Regions from separate parts of the Mus musculus genome. Here all the other regions are linked to region 1. Evidence: chromatin loops called from intact Hi-C (ENCODE). Cell type or tissue: left cerebral cortex. All regions are shown on one strand. Links, peaks and the distances in the headings refer to the core of each region. The heading gives the core; the rest is flanking DNA. Region 1 holds the start of Gm27197 (a long non-coding RNA gene). Region 2 overlaps Dennd1a (DENN/MADD domain containing 1A). Region 3 holds the start of Dennd1a (DENN/MADD domain containing 1A). Region 4 overlaps Dennd1a (DENN/MADD domain containing 1A).

What was found. A loop is a pair of places that touch in the nucleus more often than their neighbours do. Peaks named below come from ENCODE experiments on the same cell type or tissue, not always from the same donor. Only the 100,000 strongest peaks of a DNase experiment are listed, where the experiment ranks them.
Region 2: a loop joins it to region 1, with 5 times the contacts of the local background. A loop is called at or near these places in 2 of 42 quality-filtered maps.
Region 3: a loop joins it to region 1, with 2.2 times the contacts of the local background. A loop is called at or near these places in 5 of 42 quality-filtered maps.
Region 4: a loop joins it to region 1, with 4 times the contacts of the local background. A loop is called at or near these places in 5 of 42 quality-filtered maps.

The regions. Positions count from the first base shown.
Region 1 is chr2:38,346,644-38,351,324 of GRCm38, reverse strand. Gm27197 (a long non-coding RNA gene) reads left to right here and starts at 585. Exons shown (of 2, transcript XR_374289.3): 1 at 585-3,458; 2 at 3,588-4,681. It overlaps Lhx2 (LIM homeobox protein 2), which reads right to left and starts at 17. Exons shown (of 5, transcript NM_010710.4): 1 at 1-17. In left cerebral cortex, for the core only: no CTCF peak of the experiment used is centred there; DNase peaks (open chromatin) are centred at 2,390, 2,912, 3,389, 3,654 and 3 more places; H3K4me3 peaks cover 1,873 bases; H3K27ac peaks cover 1,949 bases.
Region 2 is chr2:37,813,389-37,818,069 of GRCm38, reverse strand. It overlaps Dennd1a (DENN/MADD domain containing 1A), which reads left to right. Exons shown (of 23, transcript NM_001362973.1): 20 at 1,066-1,154. Among named protein-coding and RNA genes, the nearest start is that of Crb2, 39 kb to the right of the region's middle. In left cerebral cortex, for the core only: CTCF peaks have their summits at 2,209 (motif pointing left) and 3,082; DNase peaks (open chromatin) are centred at 2,202 and 2,862.
Region 3 is chr2:38,284,356-38,289,036 of GRCm38, reverse strand. Dennd1a (DENN/MADD domain containing 1A) reads left to right here and starts at 1,653. Exons shown (of 23, transcript NM_001362973.1): 1 at 1,653-1,924. The coding sequence starts at 1,908. In left cerebral cortex, for the core only: a CTCF peak has its summit at 1,872; DNase peaks (open chromatin) are centred at 1,715 and 2,385; H3K4me3 peaks cover 1,809 bases; H3K27ac peaks cover 1,595 bases.
Region 4 is chr2:37,924,162-37,928,842 of GRCm38, reverse strand. All of the region lies in intron 13 of Dennd1a (DENN/MADD domain containing 1A), which reads left to right. Among named protein-coding and RNA genes, the nearest start is that of Crb2, 150 kb to the right of the region's middle. In left cerebral cortex, for the core only: a CTCF peak has its summit at 2,895 (motif pointing left); a DNase peak (open chromatin) is centred at 2,891.

The DNA.
Region 1 (4,681 bases), core at 495-4,494:
TCTCTTCCCCCCGGGGTGTGTTCCCAACCAAAGGCGAACTGGAGTAGGGGGTCTCCGCGAAGCCTGCGAGCTGAGCCGAGCCACTGGGAGAATTGAAGAGGAGGAGGAGGAAGAGGAGGAGGAGGCGGCGGCGGAGGAGGTGGAGGAGGAGGAAAAAGGAGGAGGAGCAGAGTGGGAGGAGGAGCCGACGGCCGCGGGCCCAGCCGCGCGCAACGCTACCCAAGCGCGCGCCGAGCTCAGCCTCGGCTCTGCAGTCCGCGCCAGCGCAAGCCTCCGCGCCTTTTCTACAGCCGCGCCTGACATCACGTCCTGCCGCCGTGCCATTGGCCGCCCGCCGCCCCAGGCCTTGGCAGCGCGTGCTCCGGGAAGGCGGGAGACCCAAAGGGAGGGGAAAGGCTAGAGGAGGAGAGGAGCGGAGAGAGGAGGTGGTGGGAGCTGGTGGGCGAGGCTGGAGGAGGAGGCGCAAGGGAGGGAGAAGGGAGAGCGCGGGGTTTGGAGTTTTCTAGGCTGCGAACAGTTTCCTGTGTTTCTTCAGGAAGAAAAATTAAACCTTTCCTGGAGTCTCTGTCCTAAAAAAGCGCTGCCAAAGGATGCTTGAGGAAGTCTCCATTCTCCCCCTTGGCCTCTGGAACCTGGGGTTGAGGAGGGGCAGAGAAGACAGACCAGGAGTACTGTTTCAAGAGCCTTCGGCTGCTTCCCGCCCATCTGGGCTTCGGTCTGGGGCGCTACTCTCTGCGCTGCGTTTAGCAGCGCAGCCCTCCCGGGGACCAGGCGCAAGTGCCACCAGAGCAATGACTCCCAAGGGTAGCGGGCCGGCCAGCATATCCTCTCTTCAAGTGAGCTAGGGACTATACTGCCAGGCGTGTAGCTCCTGGATTTCTCCAAAGCTCTGCAGTCTGGAGGCATGTCTTTAGGAACTCAGAAAAAGAAACAAGGAGTCCATAGCTCTCTCCCATGTACGTGCAGTGTGATCCGGAGACAGTGACTCAACCTCCTTTACAATGTTTGACTTTCTCAAAGGGAAACAAGAAGGCCCCCTCCTTTTAGGTGTTTGGGTGTGATGAAAGAAATGAGTGGAAAATATATAGAGCATAGTAGGCACTCAGCGAATTTCTTAATCGCTCCCTCTTTTTCTTTTCCTATTTGGATCTTCTCACTCCGGGATATACTTGGCAGTTCTTAAAGACCAGAGGCCTATTCTCTTCCTTCCTATGGGGTACTCCATCCCACTAGCTCTCCCACTCTGGACCCACCCTGCCACCTGGTTGCACAAGAACTAACAATAACATGGCCTGCCCAGCAAATCCCAACTGCCAGCCCTGAGTCTCGTGGCTGAACCCGGGGCAATGGCTAGGTGTCTGGTGGAACAGGAAGGGATTCGGGAAGAAGAAAAAAAGAAAAGAAAATGTGATTTGGGGTGAAAAAGAAAAAGGGCAAGACAGTTACTGAAACTCCTTTCTAGGTCCGTTTTACAAGTTGCTTTCTTTCCATGTGATAGTGGGGAGAAATGAAGTCTGAAATGTCTGCTTGCCTGGCACAATTAAAGGGAAGCCAGGACCTCTGTAGTTTATCTCACAGGACACACAGTTGAGGCAGCATGAAGTCATACTTTTTACATAGTGTACATAACTTTTGCTCACAAGTAGGTGTTGCACTGGTGTTGCCTAAGCTCGTGCCCATGTGTGAAAATGTTCATGCTCGTCTCTTTTTGGCAAAAATACAGCCAGCACGAATTTTATCTTTGTTAATAACCAGCACAACAGTACAGGAGGTATACAGGTGGGCATCATACGGAGGAGGCATCTGAACATCCAGGACTAACACTTGTGTGCTAAGGCGAGCCTACTTGATCTTCTGTGAGCTCCTATCAGGTGTATTTGCAAAAACTCTTTAAGTTATGCATGTGTATGTACACACTGCATGTGTAAAGATGCTCTAACTTTAGGGAGAGACCATCAATCTAAAGACAGGCATGTGCATGTGCAACCACACAGACAGTCCTTCAGTGCCCACATAGACGCTGGCCCACGATCAACTCTAGGAATATATTAGCACGTTATACTGGGGTATCTGGGACAGTTTTGTGGGGTTTTTTCTTTTCTCAAAGAAAGTAGGAAATGAAAATTGAATCTGGGAGTCACCAGTGTTGGTCTGGAGGTTGTTCAAGGGGCAGGAAACTTTGTAGGAAGCCTGGGGTGATGTCCTTGGTGCTGGCTGGACTCAAGGGGCTGCCTTCAGAGCTGGGGAGGGGATACTTGGTGATTCTTGTTAAAAGCTGCCCAGAGGGTAGGGAATTATACCCATAAAGAGATGTACACCACTCGGTACCCACCTCTCTGACCGGCAGTCCCCACCCATCCTTGGCCTCAACTTTCCGGCTGTTGGGATCCCCATGGGGCACTTCTCTATTTATTCCTCGCATCTGGTTAGGACGCAATAGTGTCTATTGGAGGCTCAAGCTCATATCCCGCCGCGGGGAGGCATCTGGGCACCCCGGCCCAGGGTTCAGAGGCCGCTAAGTTTGTTAATCATTGGGAGACGTCGCTTTGCCCTGTCCTGGGAGACTAGGCAAGGCGAGGAACAGGCTGTAAACACAGATCCTGACACGTGAGTGACATTTACACAGTGCGAGGAAACGCAGCCTAGAGAAATGCAGGGGGGTGGGGTGGGGATGGGGTGAGGATCAGGCTAGGACAGGTAACTGAAACATTCACAAATGTCCTCGACCCTCTCCCCCTGTCAGGGGTAAAGCACCCTCAGTTCCGGGTACCCTGTGTTTTGTGGAAGGTGACAGGTGAACGGGATTCAGGTCTGGCCACTGCAGCCACTGCCTACCTCCCTACCATCTGCTTCCCCGCAGACTAGCAGACCCGCCGCATAATGAGGTAGCAGCCTCCAGCCGGCCACCGTGACTAACTCAGAACAAAAGCGCGCCTCCACGCCTTCTCCAACAAAAGGGCCACCAGCCCTGGCGCTCCCCGAAGGCTGCGGGGCTCCCGGCTGCCGGCTGCGGAGATGCCGCGCGCAAACTTCCCGGGGCTCCCGGGGCAGGCGGCGCCACCCGGCCGGGGCCGCGGAGGGAGGAAGCGCCCAGCCCAGGGAGAAAGTGAGGCCAGGCTGGAGGAGGGGAGAAGGGGGGAGGAGGGCGCCGGCCGCAGCGGAACCAGGGTGATTGATCTGCGCGCTGTTCCCGGCGCTCTGTCCCGTTATTAGAGCGGCCAAAGCAGGGCCACGCAAATACCCTCGGAATCGCCAACTAATTGACGCTGCAGGCAACTATTTCATTGTGCGCGCTGGTTTTATGTCTTCATAGCCGGTGATTGACAAGGTGTAATTAGTCATCTCACTCGGTGATAAACATGGGCACCCTCCTCCCGCGGCATCAGGCCGAGTGTACCAGCAGAGGAAGCGATAGTTGACGCTGATATACCATTAAATCAAAATGAAGACGTTCAGAAGTGTGTGTTTGCTGTGACGCTCTCGTGGTTTATTTCTCAAATACGGCACCAACAGATTTACTTGATTTGCAAGTTAACTACAACATTAACTGGTTTTATTTATTTTGCCTCTTTCCTTCCTCTTCCTAGGCAGGGATGTTACTCTTGGAGTATGTGAAGACAGTTTGCTTTTTGACAAGCGAGCAAGCGGGCGCCCAGATTTCTACAGCCTTTGGAGTCTCCCCGGAGGGAAAGGCAGATAGAACAAACCTCGGACTGGGGAGCCATCCTGGAAGGGCTCTGCGCAGGGGAACCGCCCCACCCTTTGGCCCCAGACTCTCCTGCCTGGGGCTCCGGTGGTACTACTAAAGGATTGCCTCAAGCTCTGAGGATGAAGCTGGGGTTTAGGGTTCCGGAAACCTCTCGAATAACAACTGTGGGGGAGAAAGAGACTCTGCCAACATTTCTTCCTGGCCTCACAACGGAAAGGACTGTTTTCTTAAAGCTGTTGACTTCAGTCACAGAGCCAGTGGCCCACCACTATTTCCCCTGTCCCCCGCGTAAAGCATAACTTCTCTGTGTTTGCTTGTACCGTTCAGCAAATTACATTCCTTGCTTATATAAATATTCTCTCTCTCTCTCTCTCTCTCTCTCTCTCTCTCTGTGTGTGTGTGTGTGTGTGTGTGTGTGTGTGTTGTTACTGTTACTGATGCTGGTTACTCATTTCAGAAACCTGGGTGCTTACATTTTAAGTGGGAAGAGGCCTGATCTGTTATGAGAGCATCAACTGAACAAAGCCACCAGCATCTGAAAATCCGTCTCCAGGTTACCCCATGTGCCCCCAGGAGACCCCACTGGGGAATGGTTCCTGCACTTTTGCCTTCTTTCTAACCTGTTTCTTTCCTATAGAGCAGAAAAATGAAATGATTTTCCCCCACCAGGAAAAGGAATGTGGGGAGGAGACAGCACTAGGAGAAGCTGGGGTGAGGGTCACAGAGACAGTCAAGGAGCCCTGCATCTTCAGGGAGGACTGTCTTCACCCCACAAGGCTTGCGGGCCTTGTTTGGACAAGGGAAGGCTGCTTTATATTGATGAGAGAGGTTTTCTGCAGCAGCAAATGTGCTCAGGCATGGCTCTTTCACTATGAAATCTGTTCATTGTTTTGGTCATACCATACAGAGATCTGCTGATCACCAGTATTGACAGTACAAGTCAGTGGGACCTTCATTATTTCCAAGAGGAGT
Region 2 (4,681 bases), core at 369-4,368, 530 kb after region 1:
TGAGACTCTATCGAGATTGGTCTTGTATGCAGCCAGCCTCTGTAATCTTGTTCCTAAGCCATTGTTTTGTGTCGCCCACCAGTTGCTGGGGGGCGGGAGGGTTGTTCTGAAGAAGGGTTGTTGTAATGGAGTGTGGGCACTGTCTTTCTCGTCTGTCAGCCAGTGTCTCATTGCAGCTGCAGAGAATGCATGCTCCCTATACCTGCTGCAATGCTGGCTCATCTGCATGAACAGCAGGAGCCACAGAGAGACATTCTCAGCTCTCTTCCCAATCTCTGTGACATTAGAAGTGGTCAGAGGTGATGGTACCATACACAAAGTCACATAATACTGATTAGACCAAATGAGACTCATTCTAAGAGTACCCAGAAATTCACAGCCTAACATCTATCACGGGCTCTGATGGGACAAGGAAGTGGGCATCCTTTCCTCTGTGGCTTCACTATTGTGGCAGCTCAGAATAACCCATCTACCCACAGTGTAGTAAGAGGTGAGTGTAGGAAGCTGCCTGCTGCCCTCGTGTGCCCACTGCCACCGTAAGCTGTGCTTTGTGCAGCATCCACTTTAGCCCTACTGGAAGACAGGGCATACGGTACCCTGAGAAGCAAGTTGGCTTAGCTGGGCACTCTGTGGAGTTGTCAGTTGCTCCCTCCTTCCCTTTAGAGAGGAAAATAAGTATCCTGTAATTCAGCTGTAAAAAAGTATTTTGAGTGTGAGTCCCCCAAACAAATGTGAGTGGAACCTCTTTGTTCCACACACTGAATTCCATAAATAGGGTGTTGCTGTTCTGCCTCCCATGTTGTTCACACCTCAGTCAGCTCTCTGAGAGGCCACTGGGTCTGCAGATGAGGAGAGCCTTTCTGGCTTAAATTCCAGAGAGCATATATATCCATATGCTGTATGTTAAGTGGTGGTGTTTACGTAATAACCAGGAGACCATGGTAGCCCAGGCCTGGAGAACCTGTAACCAAGCCCTCTGGGGCTGTTTACCCAAATGTTCACAGTGGACCTGTGGGGCCTTTTTAACTCACTCCTTCTTGGGGATTTCCCCATGTTCATCCTTAGGTACGGCCTCCTCGTCCACATGTCGTCAGGAGACCCAAGAGCAACATCACTGTGGAAGGCAGGAGGACATCTGTCTCAAGCCCTGAGCAGTGAGTACTATTGCTCCCTCTCATCTCTCCCCAGGAACCCAATGAGCCAGAGCTTTGTGGTGACCAAGCATGTAGCCCCAGCCTTCCTCTTGGAGGCTCCTTTGAAATGCTGAGCAGGTGTTAAATAAGGCCAGACAGGGAACTTGGTCATTGGTGTCAGAGTCTGAGCCTCTGTTGTCACATCAGGAACCTGGGCTGTGCTTTGAGTGGTGCAGCTCAAAGGCAGTCAGCCACATTCCAAAGGAAGCCCCAGGCCTCTTAACACTGAAGAGTCCACAGGTGAGAGTAAGCTGCCTTGTCAAAGAAGCGTTCCTGCAAGGCCAAGCCCCATTGTAGGCTTACTGCTCTTCAGTCTCCACGGCTTGAGCTTATCAGAAAGCATCCTCACCATTGCTCTCTCCTCAGCCATAGCACCTGTGCTATTAGGCCTTTCCTTCAAACTTCCCCCTGACCTAGAGGACCTCTGGACACCCTGTGACCCAGCCTAGAGCCAGCTTCAGTAACATCTTGAGTGGCTGTTAGATAGATGGGAGATGGAACCTGCAAGCTGTAGACAGTTCCAACCTGGAGAGAGAAACACTATTTCCCCTTGTCCTGGTATGCATAGCCCTAGGCTCAGCTATTCACCAGCTTCCTTGGATATCTTTAGAAATACTGTAGATATCACAGATCCATCTTGGCCTAGGGTGGTTTGAGGACTGAGGGGGAAAAACTATTCTTTGTGTGAAAGGGAAGAATGCCTCTCTTTGCAAAGAAGTGGTGCCAAAATAGAAATGATTCCAAAATGTCAGGCTATGGCCTACCTCAGTGTACTTCATTTCTCCCATAATCCTCTGCTTTATAGATCCAGCCTTCCTGAATGGTAAAGACCATTCAGGGAGAACACCAGAGTGGGAAAATATATGTTTATTTCTGGAGATGCTTGGATATGTGAGATTTTGAAGAGGGGATACCTGAAGTGAGGGCATATTTAACTTGGGCTCTACACATTGCTGTGGTGGACATAGTGAGGGACATCTCCTTTGCCGTGGCTTATGACTGCCCCCTTGTGGTGAGAATGCTGCATGGCTCTGGGTTTCCTCTTGCCTTAAAGATTTCTCTTGGAGGGAATGGAATTAGCCACCTCTTCATAGCTGATCTAAGTGTCCTGGGATAGAAACCACGGACCTGTAGCTATTGAGTCTTAAATTAAGGATATCCTTGTATAACACACGCACACATCCCAGACTGGCAGCAGTCCACATCCTATGGAAACGCATTCCCCACTTTGTGGTCCTGATTAGAGATTGGACTCACCACCCACATTTATTTATGCTGTTCCTGTTCCAAACCCAGTGACAGGAGTAATTCTTTAGTGTGTGCAAGAAGCTGGCTGTGTCAAGAAGGTAGCTCTTCCTGGTAATTGCCCTAGCCCGGTCGGCATCACTTCAGTATTTTCGTGTAATGTGCCTGTCTTAGATTTCTTTCCAGAAAGCATCAAGTTGAGATGAACTGGGCAAGAGTGTGGGGGCTGGTTCAGAGGGCTGGCAAACACAGTGACAGGAATCAAAAGACACCTCACTGCAGCTCAGACTGGCCAGCGGGTAGCAAAGGATGTTCTAAGACGTCATCGCTAGGGTTTCTCTTCACATTTTCTTAATGAGGAAGAGGCGAGGCTGTATTCTCATCATGCCAATGACATTTCTGGTGCCACCCGGGTGTTTTCCTGCATCTCTTCCATGCTGCCATCCTCTACCCCCACCCATGCTCCTCCACTTCCAAATGCCATGTCACAACAGCACTTGGATGTGTTTCTCTCAACTGTCACCAGCTCCAGCTGGCAAGACCAAGTTCTTGAAACACAGGAAGCATCCAGCGGAAAATATTTTAATAAAACAGACTCCTCAAATATTGTTCTGGAAGGGAAGGAAAACAGCGCCACCAATCTGTCAGCTCCATGTTGGGAGAGTTGGAAGGAGGGGCTGGGAGGCAGGAGCCAGCATCTAGTGGTCTTTGTGGAGGGTGGCTCCTGGTGGTACACGTGGACTCAGGGCCTGCCCTTTGAACCACTGTGACTTGTCTTGAGTCCTAGTTCTTTATCTCTGCTGAGGATATCAAAGTGTACTGGGCTCTTAGAGGGTTTAGGCTGCAGCTGAAGGGGTGACTCCTTCCTGCCTGTCCCTGAATTCCAACATACTCAATAGTTATCTCTATTCAGCAAGATGGAGCCTTTTAGGAGTTGGGCACTCTGAGGCCCACCAAGCTCCAGCAGTAGCCAGCAGCTCTCAGCTGAGATCCGTTGCTTCCTTTCCTGCTGACACATTTCTGCCCATTGCTCCCTATCTGCATCCATATGTGCACTCATTCAGTAGACATCTCTGAAAACCTGCTAGGCACACATCAAGATGCCGTCAGAGGGATTCCCATGCTGATTCATCTGTTGACTTACATCTGCCCAATCTGAGAGACCATCTCAGAATGATAATATAGAGAGCAGTAAGAGAGGACATCTGAGGTTAGCATCTGGACTCCACACATGTACCACCGAGGCAAGGGCCTATGACCACATTGACATCCAGGTGTCCCCGTATTCCCTATTAGAAGGCTGCAGTGGGATCAGGGGCGGTAGTCCTCACTGAGTGGCTAAGAATATAGGGGGACATCATCTGTGAATAGCCCCTGATTCATCTTCATGGTCCTGAGGTTAGAGACTTGCAGATGGCAGTGGACCTAAAGTGCCCTGTTCTGACCACCTACCCTCTGAGCTCTCTAGACTGCATGGCTTGTTTCTCCAGTCACATGCAGATGTGAATTCTGCTGGCCACACCTATTAGTTAAGTTTCCTCATACTAAAGAAGAGCCCAGATTCAACCAACCACGGAACCGTAAGCCTGCTCACCTCTCCCACCAGATCTCTCTTTTTAAGCAATTTTGCTTGTCAGAATGGTGCAAGTGGCCTTAAAGACAGCCTAGAGGTCAGGAAGGAGACAAGTTCACTCTGATCACATGACTTTGACTCGGCCACACATAAGTATTTGTGTACAGTGCCCTCCAGGCTCTGCCTAGTTATCTTTTTGGAGCTCCTTAGTCTTTGATATCCAATTGTACAGACTTGTCCCTTGTATCTTGATAACTCCTGTCATTTGTGACTACAAGCATGTGTGTGAAGGGGAGTGTTCCTTCTTAACCTGTTCCTATACTATACTTTTAGCTTTTGTTCCCAAGATTTCATTCATTAGAAAAATGCCGGGGGCTTAGAGATGGCTCAGTGGTTAGGAGCACTGACTGCTCTTCTCATAGTCCTGAGTTCAAATCCTAGCAAACCACATGGTGGCCCACAATTATCTATACTGGGATCCGATGCCCTCTTCTGGCGTGCAGGTGTGCATGCAGATAGAGTACTCATATGTAAAATAGATAGATAGATAGATAGATAGATAGATAGATAGATAGATAGACAGATAAATAAATAAATAAATAAATAAATAAATAAATAAATAAATCTTCTTTTAGAAAATGAAGGAAGCTGCTGGGGTAACGCCCCTGCT
Region 3 (4,681 bases), core at 232-4,231, 62 kb after region 1:
GTGTGGTGGTGCATGCCTTTCAGGCCAGCAGCACTCAAGAAATAGAGGCAGGCATGTCTCTGTGTTTGTCTGAGCCAACCTAGGCTGGGTAACTGGATAGTGTCGCAAAAACAAAACAAAACAAACAAAACAAAAACAAAAACAAAAAACCCCCCAACTCAACCCAACCCAACCCAACCAAACAAAACCAAAAACCCCCAAACAAACACAAAAACATCCCAAAATAAAAAACAATGTAGGGTTTAATTTGGCTCACAGTTTGAGGGTACAGTACAGTTTAACATGGTAGAAGGAGAAGACATGGCAGCAGAAAAGTGAGGCTGCTAGTCACAATGACTGAATCCAGTCAGAAAGCACAGAGAGAGATGAATGCTGCCTTCCCCGTTCATTTAAGCCAGCCCATGGAAGAGGCCACCCTCCTGAATTAAACTAATCTGGAAACTCCCTCAGATATTTCCAGAATTTTCTCACCTAGGTGATTGGTTATAGAATCTGGTCCTCACAGCAAAATAGCCACCATCTTCACATCAGCTGTGCCTGCTTGCAGAAGGTCATCAGGAGCAGGCCTGTTGGCTGTTAACAGTTTCTCAGAGGGGACTCCACCCGGTTCTCCCAGCCATTTGTATGCAATCTACTCTAATTGCACATTCCTCTGGGCCCAGGGAGGTGCTGTAGTACACAGATTGTAGTAGTTTATAGGAGGTTAACTAAAGAAAACTGTATATATGTCTACAGGAAGCTTTCGGTCATAGAAGGGTAGGTTTTTGTTTTTGTTTTTCAAGACAGGGTTTCACTGTGTAGCCCTGGCTCTCTTGGAACTAGTTCTGTAGACCAGGCTGGCCTCAAATTCACAGAGATCCACTAGCCTCCCCTACTCAAATGCTGGGATTAAAGAGTCTTGGGGGGAGGGGGGCGGGAACACGGACAACGACGACGATGATGGTGTGCACTTTCCAGTGCAGCTGCTTTGGAGTCACCCACACTCCTGTAAGCAACCCCCACTCATGCTTTCTAAGAAAGTCCAATAAAGTCATTGGTTCCACAGGTTAAACATTTGGACTAACTCACCCTCAGCACCTGGCATGCAGTTCTATGATACCCCATTTCCTGGGATGGGCCGGCTTTTCTCCCAAGCTCCTACTTATGGAGGTATTAAAAAAACAAAACCAAAAACAAAACCAAAAAAACAAACAAAAAAACCAACTCTTTAAAGCTAAACATCCATGGTCTGTGAACTTCAGTTTTCAAATTCGGGAAACCAGAACCCTGAAGCCTGACTCAGTGAAACTGGAGTCATTGTGAGTTCCTGAGAGGGGAGGACAACTGTTTCCTCCAATTCAGACACCCCCCTCCCCGAATTTTAGCCTGTCAAAAATTCTCCACTTGAGGAGTGGACGAAGGCTTCTTTAGTGGCCTCTGGGGACACGATGGAAGTTCCTTCAGGTCGCTTTGGGTGGATTCTGATGAAAAGCAGTGGGACAAAGGTCCCTAGGTCTCTTCTCAGAGAAGCCACAGACCTTTCGGGTAGACCACTGTCCTGCTGCGCGCTTCCCGCCCCCCGGGGCCACCCTCACGCGAGTGGACTACACTTCCCAGCAGCCCCCGCGGTCAGCGGCGCGGGCGGGAGGGGGCGGCGGTGTGAGAGACGGAGGGGGCGGCGCGCGCCGGGTACGCGCGCGGGCGACCATGGCGCTCGCCCGGCTGGAGCGAGTACTTTAACCCCGGGAGGCGACAGCAGCTGCGGCGGCCGGGGAGCGAGCCTCGAGCGGGCGGGCCCCTGCCTGAGGGAAGGGAGGAAGGGGCGGGGAGAGCTCCTGAGGGAGGCCTGTCGGCCGCGGGCGGGCGGGCAGTGCAGTGCAGCGCAGCACCGAGCGGGGCCCGCGGGTCCATGAGGAGGCCCCGGGACCATGGGCTCCAGGATCAAGTGAGTGCGGCCGGGCGGAGCCGGGCGCGGGGGAGGCGAGGCTGGGCTAGAGCTGCAGGCCGTGGGCCGCGCTTGGGGGACTTGTTGCCCAGACCGGAGGGGCGCCCCGCGTGGAGGCGTCAAGCGGGGAGGGGGACGGTTGCCATGGTGATGCGGGAAGGCTCGGGGACGGGGTGCGTGTGGGGTGGAGGGGCGCGGATGATCAGATGCCCCCTCCTCACCTGAGGGCGGGAACTGCTGACGCGGTGGCTCCCTAGGCGGGATGTACAGAGCCCCAGAAAACTGTCAGACTGCTGCTGGGAGAGGGGAGGTCTCCGGAAGCAAGTCTTCATAAGGGTGTGTTTGGGGGCGACCCCGAGAGTTGGCAGGTCCTGAGAGGTTGCAGCCTGTCTGCGTGAGGCCTGTAATCATTCCAGAAGTGGTGTGAGGTTCTTAGAGGGAGGGGGCTTCTGGGACATTTAAGGCCTGGATGGCCTGCCTGCACAGGAAGGCGCTTTGCCTTTGCTGACTCTTCCTCTTATCTGAGTCTGCACACAAGCCAGGGCCAAAGGCTATGAAGGAAGACACCTTTAGCTGTCACTGAGCACCTGATTTTGAAAAGGTTTTGCAATCCAGTCAGGCACATTCCCTTACTCCTTCTTCATTTGCTTGGAGCCCCTGGTTGAGGCTTCGTTTTCTCGTGAAAATGCTGATACTTGTAACTTAAGTACCCACCGAAACATTAGAAGTTGTCTTTGGGAATTACAACTTTTCTGTGGTCCAATTTGGGTGTTGTTGCCTTGGTCTCTATCTCCCCTCCCAGCTAAGACCAATTCTGGCCACTCCCTTCCTCAGCCCTAGGACTCAGATGCTTACTCTCTTTCTCTCTCTCTCTCTAATCATTAGCAAATGCTCACTTTTTCTCTATGACTAATAGAATTGCTTAAGGACATTGAAAAACAAAGTTGACAGCATAGGCTTTTCTGGAAAACAGCATTCATAAGACACCATAAACCCTCTTATAGGAAAGTCCGTGGAATGTGATTATTTCAGCATTTTGAGAATTGTACTAGGGAAGTTTGAAAGAGGAAGGGCCTCAAGGGCAAAAAATCTAATAATTATTCAAACATTGCATCGCATGTCCAAGTGATGCACATGCAGTGTGACCCTTGCCCAGCTGTTCAGTCTCTTCAGCGGTTAGAGTTCTCATTTACAAAAGGTGTCTTGTAAGTTTTGCAGAAATCCTGTGACACCTGCTGAATGACATTAGAAAAGTTTGCTCATGAAAATGGATGTGGAAGCATAAGAAGACCTTTATTTTATTTTTATAGAAAAGGGAGAAGGTTAGAATATAACACAAGAGTTTGAGAATCTGGGGAGGTAAAGTGATTTAGTTTGTGAACTATTGGGGTTAAAAAAGGAGTTCCAGGCTAAATTCCCCCCTTCAGGTAAGAGTTGTGAACTTGGACTTTCAACAGCATGTAGAAACACTTTCTGGAAGTCACCTCAGAGTTGCAGAGAAAGCACTAGGATGTGTCTTAACTTTCTTGTTCCAGAGAAGTTCAGAGACTTGTTGGACTGGAGGCATCAAGTATTCGAGTGAACATTAAAATAGAACAAGTTCAGATTATGTGTTCTCACTCTTGACAGTAGCAGGTTGACAAGTTTGTTTTGTAAGTGTGTTTGGTGGAATGCATCACTGTACTATCTGAGCACTTGAGTAAGGGAATTTACCAAAGCATGAAATTGCATTAAGTGTGAAATTAGTATGAAGAATGGCCTTATTAATCTTCAAACTAGACTGCTCAGTGGTTAAAAGAAAAAAAAGAAAAAGGTCTGGGAAATATGTTAGCCTGTGGTGAGATTGAAAGAGAATATGAAAATAGGAGTTATGAAAATTAGTTGTGACTATAGCAAGTGTTAATTGTGCAGTTTCTGTTCATAGCTAGGAGTATGGATGGACAGGAGATAAGGGGATAATCAATTTAGGTACCGCCCTTGTCGTTGGAGAAAACAGCTTTGGTTGCTACTGGCCATTCTGTCAGGCAGAACAGAAGGTGGTCAGGGTATTTATTTGGCTGAAGTGAAAGCTAAGTGTGCAGGCCCCTTTGAGTAAGTAGGTAGTAGGTTGTTGGGGGGCAGACTGAGCATTCTCTAGACCTTTCTTTCTTTTGCTTATCTCTGATGTCTTGTGCCATTATAAGGGCAATGTAGATCAGATCTGGGTTCAAATTCCAGCTCTTTCTCATGCTATGTGTTTTTTGTTTGTTTGTTTGTTTGTTTTTTGTTTGTTTGTTTTTTCTGAGACAGGGTTTCTCTGTATAGCCCTGGCTGTCCTGGAACTCACTTTGTAGATCAGGTTGGCCTCTAACACAGAAATCTGCCTGCCTCTGCCTCCCAAGTGCTGGGATTAAAGTATGCCACCACCGCCTGGCTCTCATGATATGAAACAGTGTATCCAAACAGTGAATCTGGATTTTCCTAAAGTAGAAGGGGCCTGAAGGATTGTTATGAGCAGTTAACACAGGATCATTGTGATTGCCAGGCCCATATTAGGAACTTAGTGTTTTACACCTTCTTGTCAAATGATTAAAGAATATCTGATGTATTTTATGCCAGAAATGTCAGAGAAAGGCACGCACGTTTCAGGTAACAGAGAACAAGGTTTTAAGGGCCAAGGGTTAAGATTGATTTAACACTGTCACAATATTAAAAAATAAAAATGGATTAAAAAACAATACTGTGCATAATTGTGAAGCTGGTGTCTGCAGTATGATG
Region 4 (4,681 bases), core at 414-4,413, 420 kb after region 1:
GTAACTTTATGAAGCCCAGATTTGGGAAAGGCTTGTGAAAAGCTATCTTGTTTTCCCACCTGTGGGCAAGCAGTCTGGGAATTACAGCCTGAACCACCAGCCTAAGCCAAGGAAGTGCCCTAAGAACACGAGTTCAGAATAGACTGCACTGGGCTCCCCTCTCTCTTTCTCTCTCCTCCCTCTCCCCTGCCTCTGTCTGGACTACTAGTCATCTGAATTCAAGATCATGTCCTGAGAATGGAGTAGGGAGTGACACTCCCCTCCTGGCAGTGGGCTCTCAGAGCCACCACAGCAGCTCTGTGACTCTAGGGAGCTGAGGAGGTCACAGCCTGAGGGCAAGCATGGCTGTGGGTACCTGGCTTTGACTCTCTCATCTATTAGTGGATGCATTTGAAAGTCCTTCCACTCTTGAGTCTCACAATTCTTATCTGTAAGTGGAAATAGCACCTATTTTGTATGAATATTGAGAAAAATGTTATGCATATAAAACGCCTACACAGTGCCATGCTGATAAAGATACTGGCACTTTCCTGGATGACAGGGAGGTAAAGTGGGAAGAAGAGAGAAAGGGACAGCTGCACTCTAGCACAATGGCATGTGTGTGCAACAGGGCACCTGTAGCCATTCAGAGCACAGAGCCCACAGCCATTCTGACTCCACTTTTGAGCTAGCAGAGGAAATACATCTTTTATCTCAAATTCTGTGTGCCAAAATTGAATAAAATCTCACATTAAATGATTTCCTTTAATAAGCATTTGCTATTTGTTCATCTGTCATTGCTCCCAGCACTTACAGGTAGGTGTAGTTCAAGATAAGGACAATCATTTTTTAAAATGAGGACAGTCAGTTTTAAAAATATATTAAAGAAAATATAATTGGAACTTTTAAAGAGAGAGAAAGCTTTTGCCATTGAGGAAAGGACTGTGGTTCACCAAATCAGCCACAGCACAGACACTGGTACAGTTCTGGAGGCTTTGTACCTCAGACTCACACGATGAATCTAGAAGTAGATTGCCCAGTTGAAAAATGTAAGCCCCCAAGTGTGAGAAGATGTGAAAAAGTAAAATGTAGTAGCGTGTTACAGGTTGTCTCAGCAGAACACCAAACCCTCACTAGATTCCATTTGATAATCCTGCCTCCTTTCTCATGTTGTTCCTTTAGAATGAGTTTGACAGGCCTGGTGTCCCTCACGTAGCATCAGTCCATGTTCAGCCAGTGACTGTTAGTGAGCATATGAATGGCTAATGCCTGCTTTCTATGCTTGGAGTGGTGGTCATATTTTAGTGTAGCCACTTAGTTTTTTGTTTTTTGTTTTGTTTTGTTTTGTTTTGTTTTGTTTTGTTTTAATGTAGCCAGGCGGTGGTGGCACATGCTTTAATCCCAGCACTCAGAAGGCAGAGGCAGGCTGATCTCTAAATGTGAGGCCAGCCTGGACTACATATTGAGTTCCAGGACAGCCAAGGCTACACAGAGAAACCTTGTCTTCAAAACAAACAAACAACCAAGAAAGTATCCCCTACAACATCATCTGAGGGTACACACACAAGCTAACACACACAGCAAGCATATCAACATAAAACAAAGGCCTGGCCAGGCAGCTGTTTGGAAACTGACCAGAGTCATTTAGGATCTGGAAAGGATCATGTGTAAAGTCATCGTGCAGTCTGTATTCTCTTCTAGGTTATGTGTGCATGAAGAGAGCTTGACCCCAGGATTGGCTGTGACAGCAGTAAATGTATCTTTATTGGAAGTAGGAGCAAGCATAGGTGGTTACAGTTACCATGTTTAAATCAAACAGTTTAATTATATGACCTTTTGCCTTTTCAATGAAACCCTGAAAAGGAAATCTTTCTGATTCGTTTCCAATAACACCTAACAGTCTGCCTACATAGCCAGGCTGTGAGCTTCTCAAGTGCAGGACAGCATACCATTCTTTCCTACACCTGCATACAGTAGAGGACTGTAACATTCATGGAGCCATGGTGTTTGTGGTAATAATGATAAGTAGAAGAGAAAATGGTAGATCCCGATCCCCCCCCCCCCACACACACACACACTAGGCTTCCAAGCACATTGGTTTTCTAGGGGCCAGGTTGTTGGATACATTCTGCAGTAGATAATGACACTACAGTCTGTCACCACAGAGACCTGGTCAGGAGAGCATGAAGTGTCATGTTTGCACAAGTGTCCCTGACACAGAGCCTTCTCAATACCTAGGACATTCTCATCAGCTATCCTTTGAATGAATGAATGGTCCTAGCTCTTATAATCTCACTTTTTGTTTGGGATCTGCAAAGCAGTTTTGTTACATAGATCATTAAGACTTAAAGGAAAATAAAAGACTAGAACATTTATTCTGTTGGGGCTTTTAACGTACTACAGTCCCTTTGTTGTTTTTCAGTCCCCATGCAGAGAGTCAGATAGCCCCATTTTACTGACAAGAAACCGAGGCTGGGAAAGATGGCGTCACATTTGTTTTCAGAATGGCAGAACTGGGATCCAACCCCTCCATGTGCCTAACTGTGGGGGCAATGCACTTTGCTCTGCACACGCTCCACAGTGGGGGTGACCATATGGTCTGTGTTATATACAGTTTGGGGGCCTTTCTGAAGAAAAGCGAGTTGGTTTTCCTCTTAGGAGTTAGTTCCTCTAATCTGTGCAAATGTTTCTTGACAAATACAGGTTAAAATAACACCATTTATAAACTATTCTGCAAAGGGGAAATGTCAAAATTTTATATATCTTTTTAAAAACATTCCCTTAATAAATAATTTTAATTGCCTAATATTTTGTTGTTTAAATATTTGATATTTATAGTGATAATTGGATGAATAAGTAAAACACGAGTTTGAATACAGCCTTCCTCCTCTGTTCCTGGGCTGACACCTAGTGGTGGGAAGCTTTCTCACGGTAGCATTAGCCCATGTTTTTCATGGCTGTGTTCAGGCAATTTTAGGATTTTAAAAAATCAATTATTCTCATCATAATAAAAGTAAGTACATTCATAAAAGTTGACTTAGTAAAGATGCCTGTAACAATAGTTTTTATTTTAATTTGTAAATTAAATTTTTAAGTCAATTATTAAACCTTGATAGTAGAAAGTGCTACAAGCATTTGAAATGTATGACCCTCTGATGACCCTGGCCAGCTACCCACCCTGTCCTACACGCTAGCTGTTGTGCTGTGACAAATCAGACTCAGTCACTATTCTTTAGAACACTGCAGGGGAGGAGGCAGGAAATGAGCAGAGAGCTGCGGTCAGAGGAGTGGAGTATTGTGGAAGGTAGCAGGGATTTTCATGGCTGTTGGAAACAGGGGCACAAGGAAAGCTTCCCAGGGAAGGTGGCACCTGGATGGGAAACCCTGGAAGCAGGAAGGAAGCAGAGCATGCAGAGAGTCGGGGCCTGAAAGGAGCGTGGCATTGACAGGACGGAGTGTGACTGCGGATGAAGATGTCTGGCTAGCTCCCAGCCTATAAGAAGGCCAGGAAAGAATGCGCCCATGATCTAGCACTTCTAGCAGTGTTCCTTGAAGAGTTGGAGGTTGATAGGTTTCTAATCCCACAGACTTTGGAATGTCCATGACACCTATACAACTGTATTATATATTTATAGTGCACCTTATAGAAGCCCTGCAGCTCAGAAAAGAACAATGAAAGGTTAATTCTGCCTAGCCCAGTACTTTTCAGAAGCCCTTCCCTCCCCTGCCTGGCTCTTACTCCTCATGGCAGTTTGGGGGAAACAGTGTGGCTGATGTGGAGTGTGCAATTAGGATACCAGCTGTGTTCTTCCTACTCCAGTCCTGTCTGTGAAGCTTGGAAAAGGACAAACAAACTCATTCTTTTCCCAAAGCTTTTGTTGTCTGATCAGTTTGGGCCAACAGGTGATATTGAGACCCAATTCCCAGCCATCACTGGGCTTTCATAGCTTGGGGCCATAAGCTATGCTGTTTGTTCCCTAGGTCCGGTAACTTAGTCACATGTCAGGTTTTATCCTGGACAACAGAAAGGGGTAATAATACAAAAAAAAAAAAAATGGCTGAACACATTACAGAAGAGCTGTGACTCAAAGTGGCAGAGGGAACCTAGAGACCAGCAGTGGCTATGGTGCTGTTCCCAAAGAGGAAGACCAGTTGACTGGATTGAAGCATATAATTGAGATGAGACCCCCAGAAGCAAGATTAGGATATAGCACCTGCAGAAGCAAGGAGAAGCCTGGCATAGTGGTCTGGGTGCCAGAGGGGGCTGAATCACACAAGGACAAGCCGTTGCTGGGCAGCCTATCTACACTGGTAGTAAGAGTGGAGTAGCGGCATGCAAGCTTTCCCTTCCTGTGCGTCCCCCTCCATGTCTCACTGATGCTTTATTTAAGCAAAACCAGGTGAGCAGCAGACCCTGTTAAATGGCAGGTTGGCCATGTCTATGCAAAGCAGAGCAGGAGTATAGGGGCAAGTTTCAACCAGACACAGACAGTTGGCTATTTATGGACCCTCTTCCTTAGCAGTTAATACATGGTGAGTAACATAATGTAGCCCCTTGGGTTTTCATTCGACCTGATGCAAATCCAGACTCTACCTCTTCTACCTGTGTGGCTCCAACAAGTTATCATACCTTCCTGAACCCTGTTTTCTCAATTATAAATTAAGGAAGCGAAAAATACCTTCAGGCCTCAGTGATCTATGT